Linked DNA regions of Homo sapiens: regions 2 and 3 are each linked to region 1. The links are chromatin loops, found by intact Hi-C in ENCODE. Cell type or tissue: heart left ventricle. All regions are shown on one strand.

What was found. A loop is a pair of places that touch in the nucleus more often than their neighbours do. Peaks named below come from ENCODE experiments on the same cell type or tissue, not always from the same donor. Only the 100,000 strongest peaks of a DNase experiment are listed, where the experiment ranks them.
Region 2: a loop joins it to region 1, with 2.4 times the contacts of the local background. A loop is called at or near these places in 39 of 110 quality-filtered maps.
Region 3: it touches region 1 in a loop (4-fold over the local background); 38 of 110 quality-filtered maps call a loop at or near these places.

The regions. Positions count from the first base shown.
Region 1 is chr1:184,972,364-184,977,363 of GRCh38, reverse strand. NIBAN1 (niban apoptosis regulator 1) reads left to right here and starts at 2,856. Exons shown (of 14, transcript NM_052966.4): 1 at 2,856-3,062. The coding sequence starts at 3,008. RefSeq lists a silencer at 3,072-3,391 and an enhancer at 3,502-3,671. In heart left ventricle, no CTCF peak of the experiment used is centred here; DNase peaks (open chromatin) are centred at 2,913, 3,263 and 3,573; H3K4me3 peaks cover 2,786 bases; H3K27ac peaks cover 2,724 bases.
Region 2 is chr1:184,889,655-184,894,654 of GRCh38, reverse strand. NIBAN1 (niban apoptosis regulator 1) reads left to right here. Exons shown (of 14, transcript NM_052966.4): 3 at 449-580; 4 at 4,433-4,547. Among named protein-coding and RNA genes, the nearest start is that of NIBAN1, 82 kb to the left of the region's middle. In heart left ventricle, no CTCF peak of the experiment used is centred here; no DNase peak of the experiment used is centred here; H3K4me3 peaks cover 612 bases; H3K27ac peaks cover 4,231 bases.
Region 3 is chr1:184,880,367-184,885,366 of GRCh38, reverse strand. It overlaps NIBAN1 (niban apoptosis regulator 1), which reads left to right. Exons shown (of 14, transcript NM_052966.4): 5 at 567-734. Among named protein-coding and RNA genes, the nearest start is that of NIBAN1, 92 kb to the left of the region's middle. In heart left ventricle, no CTCF peak of the experiment used is centred here; no DNase peak of the experiment used is centred here; H3K27ac peaks cover 3,012 bases.

The sequences.
Region 1 (5,000 bases):
TGTAATCCCAGCACTTTGAGAGGCCGAGGCGGGCGAATCATGAGGTCAAGAGATCGAGACCATCCTGGCCAAAATGGTGAAACCCCATCTCTATTAAAAATACAAAATTAGCTGGGTGTGGTGGCACACGCCTGTAGTCCCATCTACTCAGGAGGCTGAGGCAGGAGAATCCCTTGAACTCAAGAGGCAGAGGTTGCAGTGAGCCGAGGTAGCGGCACTGCACTCCAGCCTGGTGACAGAGCAAGACTCCGTCTAAAAAAAAAGAAAAAAGAAGGGGTCGAGTTTCAATCACCTGCATATGGCTAGCCAGTTATTCCAGCACCATTTATTGAATAGGGAGAGTCCTTTCCCCATTGCTTTTGTCAGCTTTGTTGAAGATCAGATGGTTGTAGGTGTGCACCTTTATTTCTGGTTTATTTCTCTATTCTGTTCCATTGGTCTATGTATCTGTTTTTGTCCAATATTTTTGGTATACTGTTTTTGTACCAGCATTATGCTGTTTTGGTGACTGTACCCTTCTAGTATAGTTTGAAGTCAGATCATGCCATGCCAACAGCTTTGTTCTTTTTGCTTAGGATTGCACTAGCTATTCAGGCTCTTTTTTAGTTTCATCTGAATTTTAGAATAGTTTTTTTCTAATTCTGTGAGGCATGTCTTTGGTAGTTTGATAGGAAGAGCTTTGAATCTGTACATTGCTCTGGGCAGTATGACCATTTTAACAATATTGATTCTTCTTATCTATGAGCATTGAATGTTTTTCCATTTGTTTGTGTGAATCCATCTTTGTACTCTGTTTCATCCGTGAATATTTACAAATGAGTGGATAAGGGTAGATGAGGATAATCAGTCCTTTCTCAGAGTATTCCTGAAGTAGAGGTGACAAGCTAAAACTACACTTCTGGCAGGAGATCCAAGCTAGTTTTCTTCAATAACAATAACAGTATTCTGAGGCACAGTTATAGCAATTTATATAGTCAAAGAAATTACTTCTCCAAGAAGATACACTTAATTCTAGGAGCCAACTAGAGTATTGAGAGAAGAGTTCAACACTAAATATTTTAAATCATTGAGTTGTTATCTGGAAATGCTTGAGATCACAGTTTTTGTTGAGTACAGATTTTTACATTTTATTTTTCATTCATTCACTTATTCAGTGGTTATCTACTGGACACCTACTACATGCTAGGTGCTCTTCTAGGCATTTGAAATACAGCAGAGGACAGAATAGACAAAAAAATCCCTGCCATAAGAGGAAAAATAATAATAAAAAAGGAAACAGAAATTTTGAGGGAAAAAGCCCCAAGAAACAACAATAACAACAAAGAAAATCCCTGATCTTATAGAGTTTACATCGCAGTGGGGGAAGATAGACAAAGAAATATGTGTTAGATGATACTAAGTGATATGAAACAGAAATAATGAAGAGCAAGTGGCAGAGAGAGGTGATGGCTGGTGTTCCTGGGTCAAGGAGAACCTCTCTGAATTACTAGCATTAAAGTGGAGGCTTGAATGAAATGACTGAGAGAGTAACCTATGTGAATATCTGAAGGAAGAGCATCCTACAGAAATGAAAAACAAGTGCAAAGGCCCTGAGCTTGATGTGTCTCAGAAAGAGTAAAAAAAAAGGCTAGTAGGGCTGGAACAGAGAGAACAAGGAGTGGTGGTAGAGAAGATCACAGAGGAAACTCCACCTAGGCCCTGATAGACGTCGTGGCTTTTCTCTGAAGAAGGTAGATCAGTTAGGCAGCTAGTGTAATGAATAAGGTGAGGAATGATATGGGATGTCAGTAGAGGGGATGAGAATTGGTTGGCTATTGGACATATTTAAAAGCTGAATTGACAGGATTTACTGACAGATTGGAATGTAGAGTGTGAGAGATTGGGTGTGAGTGTGATGAAATAATTGTGTTAAAGTGCAAGTTAGCTAATAGGGAAGGCGGGGGTGTGTGGGAAAGCCTTCAAAGTCCTCCTCAGGCCTGGTTCTAGTGTATACAGACCATTTGACCTTGAGGTTAAGTCAATAGGAGTCGCAAAATAACTGACTACTAAGAATAGGATGAAATCAGCGGTGACCCCTCTGCCCAAGTGGGTCTTGTTCCGAGAGGCTGCCAAGCTAAATAGTGGTTGTGGGAAAAGAACAAATATCTTTTCTAATGATTGATTTCCAGTTAAGGAGAGGAATGGAAAGTAAAGGGGTAAGGACAGACGTTCATCAAGTCTTAGGAAGTTTCAGGGCTGGGAGTATATTGCAGGACCAAGCCTTAGTTTTTCCCTGTCTTTCCATTTTTTTTTCTCTTTCCTTTTTTCCTCATTTCCCCACTCCCTCCTTGGTCCAGGTTCTCGCCTGCAGAAAGGTATAGTTTACCTCTAGTTCTCAAACTTCAGCGGGCATCAGAATTCCCTGGAGGGTTTGTGCAAACACAGATTGCTGGGCTCCACTCCCACAGATTCTAAGTGTGTGTGTGTCTGTGTGTGTGTAGAGGGGTGGTGGACGAAAGCGCTGAGATTTTGTATTTCTAACAGGCTCCCAGGTAATGCTTGGGAAGAACTGTTGCTTCTTGGACAGCAACACTTACAAGGCAACGTGATCTTGAGCTCCACCTCGAAGGATGTGAGCTGGGAAAGTTCCAGCTCACAGAGATTTAGTCACTTGAGAAATGGTCCACTTCCTCCAAGGTGTTTCTTGGATGCCCCAAAGGGATGAAAACAAGAAGTGACCGTGGGCGAGGAGGAGGAGCTGGCCGACCTCCTCGGTTGCCAGCCCGTCGGAGCTCACCAGCTAGGCGAGGGCGGGAAGACAGCCCCCGGGCCGGCCCACGGATCATCAGAAGGCGCGGACCTGGAGGAGGCGCCCCAGAAGGCGACGCCTCTTGCCTCCTGTCTCTCGCCTCTCGAAGGAAGTTTGCTCTTAATTTCAGAGCCGGGTTCGCCGTCGGATCAACCTCCAGGAGCTAGCAGCGGGCGCGGACCGGGCAGTTTCCGCGCTCAGCACAGGCAGCTCGCGGTCATGGGCGGCTCAGCCTCCAGCCAGCTGGACGAGGGCAAGTGCGCTTACATCCGAGGTACGCCCGCCCGCCCGGGGGCCTGGGGAGCACCCTGACCCGTGCACCAGGCTGGCTGCCGCGGTCGGGGCCCCAAGGGGCGCGCCCCGGGCCCTCTCCCTGTAGCGCGCGGGGATCCCCGACCGCAGCCCGCCCGCGCGAGTCGGGTTTCCTGCCCCAGCCGGCGCGCTCCGGCGCGGGTGTGGACCGGGGACCGGGAGGGCTTGGGAGCGAGGCAGGTGCAGGATGCGGGTGGGGACGCCGGCGCCTTCGCCGCTCCCGCCGCCTCGGGGTCAGTGCCGCCCCCGCCCGGCGCACTTCGCCCTCCAGTACCTGCCCTGGACTGAGTTCTGAGCGGTTTCTGAACTGGCCGCCAAGAGAGCAGCGGGGATATCCCGCGTTTCTAGAGATACCCCTGGGGATTCCCGGCAGCTAAAGCAGAATTTCCCTCTTAGTAATGTTGGCCTGGCTTTGGAAAGCGCGGCGTTGGCCGCAGCTTCGCTCGCACTTCATCCTAGCACTTGCAGGATGATTTCATCAGCGGCAAAAAGGACAATGTCATGCCGTTCCCTTCCCGCCCCGGAGAGGGGCGAAGCAAAAGAGGAACACTGGCGTGCTTTGTAACTGCCCGAAAGTTACAGATGGGGAGAAACTCATTTAGGGAGACCCTCAGAGATGTGGGGACTCAGTAGAGAGCGTGAGGCTGCAAAACAAACAAAACAAAACCCAAACCGAACTGAAACTGCAGGAAGTCCTGACTCGTTATCTCCTTTATTTCCTGGGCGTATTTGGCCTCCCCTCTTCTCACCCCCCACCCCAAACTTGCCTTCAACCGCTACCTAACATTTGGTTATCTTACCAATTTACTGTCTTTCCCCCGCCCCGCCGCCAGATCCCCCACCCTCGGCTTCAGAAATATCTTCCAGACTATGTATTAAACTCTAGGTTTATTTGGCCCTTGAATCCTTTCCTAAGAGGAAATCATTTATTTGGTGTTCTTATTCCACATTTGTTTTCAGTCACCACAACATTTAAGACCGTTTTAAAAAGATATCAAATCAGGGTACGTGAAGAGCAACGGAGCTGATTTTACAGATTCCTGCTCTGGTGCTTTTGGAGGTAAAAGATCCTCAACAACCTGTACTGTCAGGGGATAACACTTGGTCAAGTATCTCTTTGCTTTTGTTTGTTAAAGGGGAAAAGACGGATGATTTATTTATATTAGTAAAAGAGCTGAACTAAGCTTAAAAGAAATAAATGAAGCCTGCCTTAGTCTTAAAAATGTGGCTACATGCTTGTGTTACCAGTGTATAGGGACTGAAAGGGCAATCAACAGAACGTAGTGAGAAAGGGCTTGCATTTGAATGTTAGCAAAGTTGTGTTTAAGGCATTTATATAAGACTTTATTTCACTGGAAAGCTTAGGAGCACCTAATGTGGACGCATGGCCAAGTACACTAATCATTTGAAGTTAAGCAATGTGAAGGATTAACATGCTTAAAGAAGACTTCCTGGCCGTGCCATTTGTTGCTATTGATGCAAACATTGTACTCAGATAATAAGAAAATGCTATTAATTTCTTTATTCTGAAAGCTATTAAATTATTACATATACAAAAGTACGAGGGAGTTAGGGCAGATGAAGAACTTGTAATGCAAGTGTTTGAATGAGTAAACCTATAGCATATGGTGTGACAGTCATTACATTTCCCAGTCTTGTTCAGCTTTCTCTCTTCATTCTATATTCAGGAGGGCACTTGCAAGGTATGTGTAGTGGGAGAGGGAAGAGAAGAGTTAAAGTTAGAATACCTCCAGGGAAAAAGACTCATCACTTCATGTGAGAATGCTAGTCTTGCCAAAAGAGAAAAGAACCTTGGAAAAATGCATGGTGTTGTACATTGTTAGTGCATGAGCAAATGAGGGTCACAGGGCTGTGATTTCCTGATGGTTTTGAAGCCCAG
Region 2 (5,000 bases), 83 kb after region 1:
AATGGATAGGGGAACGGTCTGTTAATTCTCCCGCTTTGCGGGGATTAACCCTGAGTCATGTTCAGGGTGTCCAGGTAGGTATCCACACTTACACTTTCCTGCCTCACTCCCTCTCTCCCATAGAGTTTATCAAGCATTTATTGAGTGCCACATGCATGCAAGGCATAATAACCTTATTACTATAATTCCTTCTACCATATGCTTCTGTTCCTATAGCATAATAGAGGGAAATGAAAATCATAAAAATACCAATAAGACAAATATTTACATTGGGTCAAGTGGAGTAGGAAAGGGAAATTGTGGGGGGAGAGGAGGAAGCAACAGTTTCCCCAGGATCTCAGTGGAAGATAGTTTCCTAAACTATTCCTTGAAATAGCATGGATAACTTTGTGGTAACAAGGTGTGTTATCTTTTGTTGTGATAGTTAATTGTATTCATCTTCTTTAAGCCACCATTGGCGCCTGGAACTATTTTGTATGAAGCAGAGCTATCACAATTTTCTGAAGACATAAAGAAGTGGAAGGAGAGATACGTTGTAGTTAAAAATGATTATGCTGTGGAGAGCTATGAGAATAAAGAGGTAAGACACTTCTTTGTTACTACTGATTCTTACACTGTTCTTAAAAGTTTGGCTCGGTTGATTGGTGTGCCCTCTCCTTCCTACAAGGCTATACTAACAAAATCAGCATGGTACTGGTACAAAAATAGAGACTGATTCATTCAATAAGCACTCATTCATGTAGGTATCTATTTCAGCTAACAGATACTGATTGAATGCCTACTGCATACCAAGTGTTATACAAGGTTCTGGGTATACAGCAGTTGATAAGACAGATGCTTGCCGTCTAGTGGCAAGATAGACTTTGAACAAGTGATTGCAAGTGAGTATGAAGACAGAAGGACCAGTATTTGGCATGGGAGCCTTTCCTATGATCATTCAGCCTTGAGGTCTTTCTCAGCCACCATCCTGACATCTCTGCTCTATGTCTCTGTCTTCCCACTCTGAAGCCCTGTGCATGACAGGTGGCTCAGGAGTTATTTCATAGGTTGCTATTAAATTTGAATCTGCCTGGGTTTTCCTGGGTTCCTAGGAATTCAGAATGCCTCACATACTTTATTTCCATGGAGGTATTTTTTTTTCATTTAACTTTTTTCTGGTTATTTCACTATTTTCCTTGTCTGTAAAATGTGGAGAAAGTGAGATAATGGGTGTAAAGCATTCAGCCCCTGGGAGGACTTTAGTTTTTATTGGTTCCCATTTCTTTCCTTATGTAGGAAGGTAGTGTGGTATAGGGGAAAGAATAGCAGGCAGTGAATTTGGCAAACTAAAGGTTAGGTCAAGTTGTGCCATTAACTAGAAATGAACCTGTTGACAAGTGACTTCTTGCCTTCAGTCCTCAATTAAGCTAAACAGTTAGGTCAAATGATCCCACTATCCTCCCAGATCTCATACTGTACACATTTTTTAGTCTGCATAGACCCTCAAGCTCCCTTTGAAATGAACAGCTACTATTTATCAGTGAACGACAGTAACAGATTTAAAACTCTGCTCTCTGGCCTCTAAGCTCAAGAATAGTCAAGATGGCGAGGTGCAGTAGCTCATGCCTGTAATCCCAGCACTTTGGGAGGCCAAGGCAGGTGGATCACCCGAGGTCAGGAGTTAGAGACCAGCATGGCCAACATGATGAAACCTCATCTCTACTAAAAATACAAAAATTAGCTGGGCATGCTGGTGCATGCCTGTAGTCTCAGATACTCAAGAGGGTGAGGCAGGAGAATCACTTGAACTCGGGAGGTTGAGGTTGCAGTGAGCTGAGATCACCCCAATGCACTCCAGCCTGGGTGACAGAGTGAGACTCTATCTCAAAAAAAATAAAAAAAGAGTAGTCAAGATAGTCTTCACAGAGCACTGTGAGGACTACACCTGATGCTAGGAAGAGGCTTCAGACTGACAGACCAATCTGTTTCCTTCCCATTTCTGATGGAAAATAGAAATAAAATATACTACAAACTTATTTCACAGGCTACCAGGCAAAGCTCAAGTGCTCTCTTGGGTAGACTTACTCTTTTCAACATTTATTAAGCTAATATTTTCTCTGCTTATCAATATTAGGATTTTATTCAACACTTAATTTGTACTCAGCAACAAAGTATCAATACACTACAAATAGTGATGATAATAACAAGACACCTTATGTTTTGTATGACTCATTACAACGTCCTTTCAGAGGAGCTTGAGGAGGGACAGTGTAGCATAATATGGTTCATACTATGGGCTTTGACTCATACCTTTACCACTTACTAGATAGGCGCCCTTGCCTAAGCTATAAATCTTGAGCCTCAGTTTTCTCATCTGTAAAATGAGATCTGCGTGATTTCTTTGCCATGGTGTTGAGAGGAGTAAGTGAATGAATGTACGGAAGCATTTAGCATATGGCTGGGCCTGTGGTAAAGCTAGAGCTGGGTGTGGAGCAGTTGCTGGTATGATTACTACTAACCCATTGGGAAGAAACAGCCCTAGATCTTGTTCTTGGATTTATTAAAGTTTTTCACTGCATTTAACACTAACTGAGGTTTCATTTTGAATCAAATGTTGGTGTTTTTCCTCTTTTCACTTATTTCAGCTTGCTCTCTCAGCTTGCAGTTTGTACATTGCACTGCTTTTTCTTTGTTCATCGTTTTTAACTGAACCTGTTCAAATTGTTAAGATATGGTGACTTAATTTGGTAATAACCAAGTGTTTTTTGAAACTTGGAATTCTTTTAAAGTCCACGCAGTTTGTCATAATTTCTTGAAGTTTTAATAATATCTTCTTTTTTTAATTTATGGAAGTATCTTATAAAATTATATCTAAGAATTATGCATTAAGTACCTGTAAGTCATCTATTATTTTATTTAGAGTCCAATTCTGGCTGGCAATTAAACAGGAAAAGTAAAACATTCTCACTTGATAATCAGTTTCTATTTTGTGTGCACTGGGGCTGGACAGGCATGAATATAAATCCTGGATGTGTCACCTACTCACTGCTGGGCCATGGGCAAGTTATTCAGTCTCTTTGAGCTTCATGTTTCCCATTTGAAAAATGGAGATAACATGTAATGCATAGTACTGTTTTGAGGATTAAGTGGTATAATGCTTATAAAAGCCAATATTGGGGCCTGTTATAACTAGTAATACAATTCACTTTTGAGTCCAGTCTAAATCAAATTGCTTGTAAATCTTCTTAATATCATACAAGTTTAGATTCTTCTCTCAACATTATTGTTTCACTATAATGTAGCTCTGTGGGAGTTCTTAGAGCTGTAAGGTATTATTTCATGGGGAGCCCTCAATTATGTATAGATCCTCCTTCCTGGGTTAATCATTTATTCAGAAGAGTCCTCCAATCGTCTTTCTTAGGATGAATAGGTCAGGCTGCCAGAATTCTGTGTTAGTGGGTATATTCTGGTTCCCTCACATGCTTAAGCAGTTGATTAGTCGTTGTTACAAGTAATTTAGATATCTGAGAGTTTGTTTCATTTGGATCTCTTCACTATCTTATTGCTGCAGAACGTGTTATCGTTACTCTGATTATGTTGGTCAGATCAACATTATTTAGTCATTTCCAAGAGTAAATTCTAGATTTTGGGTCTCAAACTTTCTTAGTTTCAATTCTCAACTTGCCTTTAGATTACTAGTTTCAGAATTTTGCCTTGACTTAAGCCCTCCCGTCAGATGCACATACTTAAATGTTATCTTATCTGCATGTCCTTGTGGGCATAGGTGCTTACCAAACTGCTTTGGCAATGCCCTGTGCCTCTTTTCTGTGTCTCAAATAGCAGAGCTTCTTGTCTGCTGGCCAGCATTTGTTCTGATGTCACAGTGCTGTACTTCCATCTCAACCATTTTGCTGCAAAACAGTTTCACATCTGAGGGCAAAATAGTGGCATATTTTATGCCAACATTTTCATGTTTTGATGAAAATCCATGGTAACTATCATTGCAGCTACGTGTTCCACAGTCTCATTAGTCATCCTATGTGGCCCACATCAGTCACCAAGCATTCTGTGCAGTATTTGTGTGATCGTCACCTTTGTGGTTATTATCAGAATGATTTAGTTGTTAGCATCTGAAATGGCAAATGTGGTGCAGACTTTCAGGGTTACTGAGATTATGTTTTCCACATTCGAGAACATACCTAGGGTAAATCTCCCTGAGATTAGGGACTCTGATTTACCATGTTGTGACTGTCACATGAAAGTATTAAAATATTACCTTGCCATTAGCAGGTATTCAAAACATATTTTTTGAGTAAATGACTATAACTCAATAACATAGTATGGGGATTGCTATCTCTGAATGTCTGAATCTGTCTATTTGTTATATCCCTGATATTTTCCAAAAATCAAATGGGGAAAAAGATATCATTCCTGTGTGCCTTTCCCTCCCCAGGCCTATCAGAGAGGAGCTGCTCCTAAATGTCGAATTCTTCCAGCCGGTGGCAAGGTGTTAACCTCAGAAGATGAATATAATCTGTTGTCTGACAGGCATTTCCCAGACCCTCTTGGTGAGTTGCTGATCATTCTTTTCCAAGGCAAAATGACTAAGCTTCTTTGTTTAGCTGGAGCAGTGTTTCTCTGTGAAGGAGAGGGATTTCCCTCCAGGGACATTTGGCAGCATCTGGAGACATTTTTGTTTGTCACAATTGGAATCGGGGTGCTATGGCATTTAGTGAATAGAGGCCAGGGATGCTACAAAACATCCTACCATGCACAGGACAGACCCTAACAAGGAAGAGTTATCTGGTACAAAGTATCAGTAGTGCCAAGGTTGAGAAACCCTGGGCTAGTCACTCATGTCCCATAGACAAGTGGAAGATGTGATTTCTCTAGTTGAGGAAAACATTTTACCACTTCCATTATTTCTAATCCCATTCAATAATACACAGTCAGTCTCTGTGTTTCTAGCACATGGAAAATGTGCTGTCAGCCAGGTATCTTGAAGCTTTTGGAATATATTG
Region 3 (5,000 bases), 92 kb after region 1:
CCTGTCTCTACAAATAATACAAAAAAACTAGCCGGGTGCGGTGGCTTATGCCTGTAATCCCAGCTACTCGAGAGGCTGAGGCGGGCAGATCACTTGAGGTCAGGAGCCTGGCCAACAAGGTGAAACCCTGTCTCTACTAAAAAGACAAAAATTAGCTGGAGGTGGTGGTATGCGCCTATAATCCCAGCTACTCAGGAGGCTGAGGCAGGAGAATCATTTGAATCTGGGAGGTGGAGGTTGCAGTGAGCAAAGATTGTGCCACTGTACTCCAGCCTGGGTGACAGAGCGAGACTCTGTCTCAAAAAAGAGAAAAAATTGTGTTCCTGGTATCCTCACTGTCCCTGTGATGTTGGGTAGGAGGCCAGGCAGACCGCAGTGGGACAGGGGAAGCTGGTGGAGGGATGCCAGAGGAGCCAGTGCTCCCAGTTTCCCTATCCTGTGAAAATATCTCACCAACTTTCCATCCCATGGCCTGCCCCAGATAGTCACCCTCACGACCTGAAACACACATTTGAAATAAAAGATACATGTTTTAAAAGGTATTTGTGTTTTCAATATTTCTTTAGCCTCCAGTGAGAAGGAGAACACTCAGCCCTTTGTGGTCCTGCCCAAGGAATTCCCAGTGTACCTGTGGCAGCCCTTCTTCAGACACGGCTACTTCTGCTTCCACGAGGCTGCTGACCAGAAGAGGTTTAGTGCCCTCCTGAGTGACTGCGTCAGGCATCTCAATCATGGTATGGCGCGGCTCCCCTCTCATCCCCGGGGCGGGAAGTGGGGCAGCCCTCGCTGAGTTGTTCTGGTCCATCATCTATTGCAGTGATTCTTAGAAAGAGCCACAGATGAGCCAAGTGCGGTGGCTCATGCCTGTAATCCCAGCACTTTGGGAAGCTGAGGCCAGCAAATCACAAGGTCAGGAGTTCGAGACCAGCCTGACCAATATGGTGAAATCCCATCTCTACTAAAAATACAAAAAAATATAGCTGGACGTGGTGGTGGGCACCTGTAATCCCAGCTACTTGGGAGGCTGAGGCAGGAGAATTACTTGAACCCGGGAGGCAGAGGCTGTGGTGAGCCGAGATCGCGCCACTGCACTCCAGCCCAGATGACAGTGCAAGACTCCATCTCAAAAAAAAAAAAAAAAAAAAAAAAAAGAGCCACAGATGGTGCTGCCCAGGGAAGAAGAGGGAAACAGGTAAAGGGAGAGTTCTGTGCACAAGGAGCCTCACCTGCTTGCTGGTTTTCAGGCAGGCCTGGGAGGCCCCGGTGAAGCAGAACATGGGGCAGTTATCTGGCTGCAAGTTGGGGGGTGTCACATTCTGACTGTCCTGAGTTTATTCATGTAGACCATTTTGCATATACTTCACTCTCCTTCTTCCTGATTTAAAAAAATCTAAATGCCAGCAAGAACATGCCAGTTTTCCCTGGCAAATGCTAGTCTTTTTGACATTTCCTTTTTATTTTCACCTTTATTTCTGAATAACAGTTACTCAGTTAAGATGAGTGGCACGGTCCGTGGTAATCTAGTATTTGTTTCTGGATCAGTGTTTCTTAAAACTTTAGGGCTCATAAGAATCACCAGGAGAACTTAATTAAAACACACATTCTTAGGCTTCACCCCCAGATATTCTGACTCACTGGGTACACCGTGGGGCCTGGACTTGGCTTTTCTAGCACACGGCCGAGTGGCACTGATGCTGCTGGTTCGCGAACCACCCTTGGGGTGGTGTTGCTTCAGGCCACTTTGCCTCCAGGCATGGACTTAAGCAATGTGACATCAATAGTAAAAGAGACTTCTCATTCCAATATGTGATGTTTTTGATATACTGAGGTGAATGCTGGTTTTTCTGGACTCCACAAAGTCTTCAGTTACAGATAACTGCGCTCTTTGTTCTTGGCACTTGGAAAGGCAGCCAGTCTAAGAGTACTGAGGGCTTACTCTGTGCCAGCCTCTACGTAGGTGTTAGGAAGAGAGTAATGAAGCATACAGAGTTCCTGTCTCTGGGAGTTGAAATTCAAACAGGGAGGATGGATAAACACCCACCAATTATCATTTGAAAGTTATCACAGTTAATGGGTTAAAGAGCAACGAGAGGTTACTAACTAGTGAAGAAAGGAGTGCCGAACTTTCAGCTCTCCAGGGGAGTCCTGTATGAGCAGGTGACATTTGAGCTGAGTCACCTCACCCATTGTGCCTTTATTTCCTAATATGGTTAATTTCACTGTATACTTATTTTAAAATTCAGAGGTTTCCCTGAGAGTGTCAGTCCCACAGAGTGAGAGTCACTAGTGATGCATCTCAACTAACTCTTGGTTTTAGCTGTGTATTGATGGGGACTCACGGAAAAAGATAAGGTCAGTCTGTTTTGCCACAGCAACCCTGAGTAACATTCATCATCATACTGGATCATAACTAGTTAGGAACTTTTTTAAAAAAATGATACCCTTATTAAAATCTTGCCTTGTGTTTTTGATGTTCTAGAGACAAAAAATTGCCCAGCACTGACTGCACCCTTTAGCTCATTTTCCACTACACTTGCCCGTCTGTGTTTAGGGCCTCGGTCTAGTAGGAACATGCAGTTGGCACTCAGCACAGGAACTGCGAAGTTTCACTGAGTGCAGAATGCTCCCTGCCCAGCCAAATGGGACTTACTGCATTCCCCCTTTCATGTACATAATAGGACTTTCTCTGAGGAGTTTTTGGATGTTATGTAGCCTGCATTTAGACTCCATTTATGGAAGATTTCAGCCCATTCAAAACCCCACTCTGCTCTCCAGTATGTTATCAAAGGCACCAAGATAATGAGGTCTAGTCATATTTCCTTGGTTCTGTGTCACATTCCTCTGCCCAGAAACTGTTTTATCCTCGCTGAGGCTTTATGTGGACTTAATTTGGCATAACTTCCAGTAGCTCCAGTCAGAACCAGAAGCTGTGATAACATTGTAGGGAACAGTCCTTGACTATCATGGGCCAAGGAGCAGACCTTTCTTTTCTCGCCTCTTTTTCTGTTTTTGACAGCATGATGTACCACTCATCTTTATTGTGTCACATTTTCTGTTCTAGTCTCTGCCTGTTACTCATTGTATTATTTTGAGTAAACCAGAAACAGGCTTTCACAAGCTGCCACTTAACCACTTTTTCCCATAATTACCCAAAAAGTTAAGAAATATAGTTAAAATTAGGGCTGGGATAAGGGCCAGAAACCCTGAGGTGGCTGCTGGGAGCCTGCTATCCTCTACCCGCATGCAGATGAGGAAGGGCTGTCAGCCTGCTGTGGCCATTGTTTCATTGACTCTCAGGCCACCGTGCTTCTCTGTTGAGAACCGGGTCCTAGGCATTCTAGTATCAGAGGCGTGTGAACCAGAGCAACTCCATCTTAAACAGGAGCTGGAAATGAGGCTGAAACTTACTGGGCTGCATTCCCAGATGGTTAAGGCATTCTAAGTCACAGGATGAGATAGGTCAGCACAAAATGCAGGTCATAAACACCTTGTTAATAAAACAGGTTGCAGTAAAGGAGCCAGCCCAAACCCACCAAAACTAAAATTGCAATGAGAGTGACCTCTGGTCATCCTCACTGCTACACTCCCACCAGTGCCATGACAGTTTACAAATACCATGGCAACGTCAGGAAGTTACCCTACATGGTCTAAAAAGGGGAGGCGTAAATAATCCACCCCTTGTTTAGCATATCATCAAGAAATAACCATAAAAATGGGCAACCAGCAGCCCTCTGGGCTGCTCTGTCTATGGAGCAGCCATTCTTTTATTCCTTAATAAACTTGCTTTCCCTTTGCACTGTGCACTCGCCCTGAATTCTTTCTTGCGCGAGATCCAAGAACCCTCTCTTGGGATCTGGATCGGGACCCCTTTCCTGTAACGCTAGCAGCTGATGCTAGGCATGTTGATCTCGCTTGGGGTTCCAGGACATGTCTCCTAGCACTCAAATTCCACCACAACCTAGCCCACTTGCGCCAGAAGTGTTGGGTCTGAATTTGGCTACATTTTCATGTTCATTCATTCTGAATCTAGAACCCCCTTGTCCTGCTTTTCCTTATAGGGTGGGCGTTTCCTATTTAACCCTGATGAAGGGCCTGATTATGCCCTGTTCTCCAACAGTAAGGCTAGCTCCTAAGGTAGGTAAGGGCCAGTAGAGAGCTCTATGTTTCTCCCTCCTTCAAAAGAGAGAGCAGCCTTTAGGAGCCTCAAAGATTATTTTGTATCCTAAGGAGAATAAAGGTTGTGTGTGTGTGTGTGTGTGTGTGTGCATGCTCACATGTGCACTTTCATGGGTGTTTTGCTTTTATTTAGTTTTGGCACCTCTTCATTGGGCAGGCATAAGAAAATCCCACAAGATTAATCCTTAGTAAAACATCCCACTCCACCTCACTGGACTAAATGTCAAGCCAACTGTATAGTATGATCCTAGAATAGTAGCTGCTGTCCTCTGTCCCTTTTGGAGTCACACTGTAATCCCTTGTCTCTGATCAGGGAAGGCTGTGGTTCTGAATGTCTGCTGCCACAAACTGAGACTTATATAAAGCCAAGATGTTCTGAGACAGTCCTGTTGTCCAAAATGCAATCCTATTCTTCAGAACTTTAGTTTGCAAAATACGATTGTAGTTATGGGTTATAGTTAAAGCTCCTGACAATACAGAGGGCTGAACACATGCGATATGGAATAATGATCATTATCGATGCAAGTCTGTTCTTCCAGCTCAGGATAATCATTTCTTGGCATGTAAATGTGCAGGAAGAAGAAAAAGTGTTCCTGGAGGAGGAATAGGATATGGGAGGGCCAGGAAGTAAGATAGAGTATGGACCATTAAAGGAACAGGAAGAATTTTGTGTGACTGGTGCTTAGAGAGGAGAGAGGAAGATGGGCAGGATCCATGCTATAAGGGGCTTTGTGATGCATATTAGGAACTTGGACTCTATTATAACAGCAATAGGAAGCCATTAGGATTTTAAGTAAATGAGCAACTTCATCAGATATTCACTT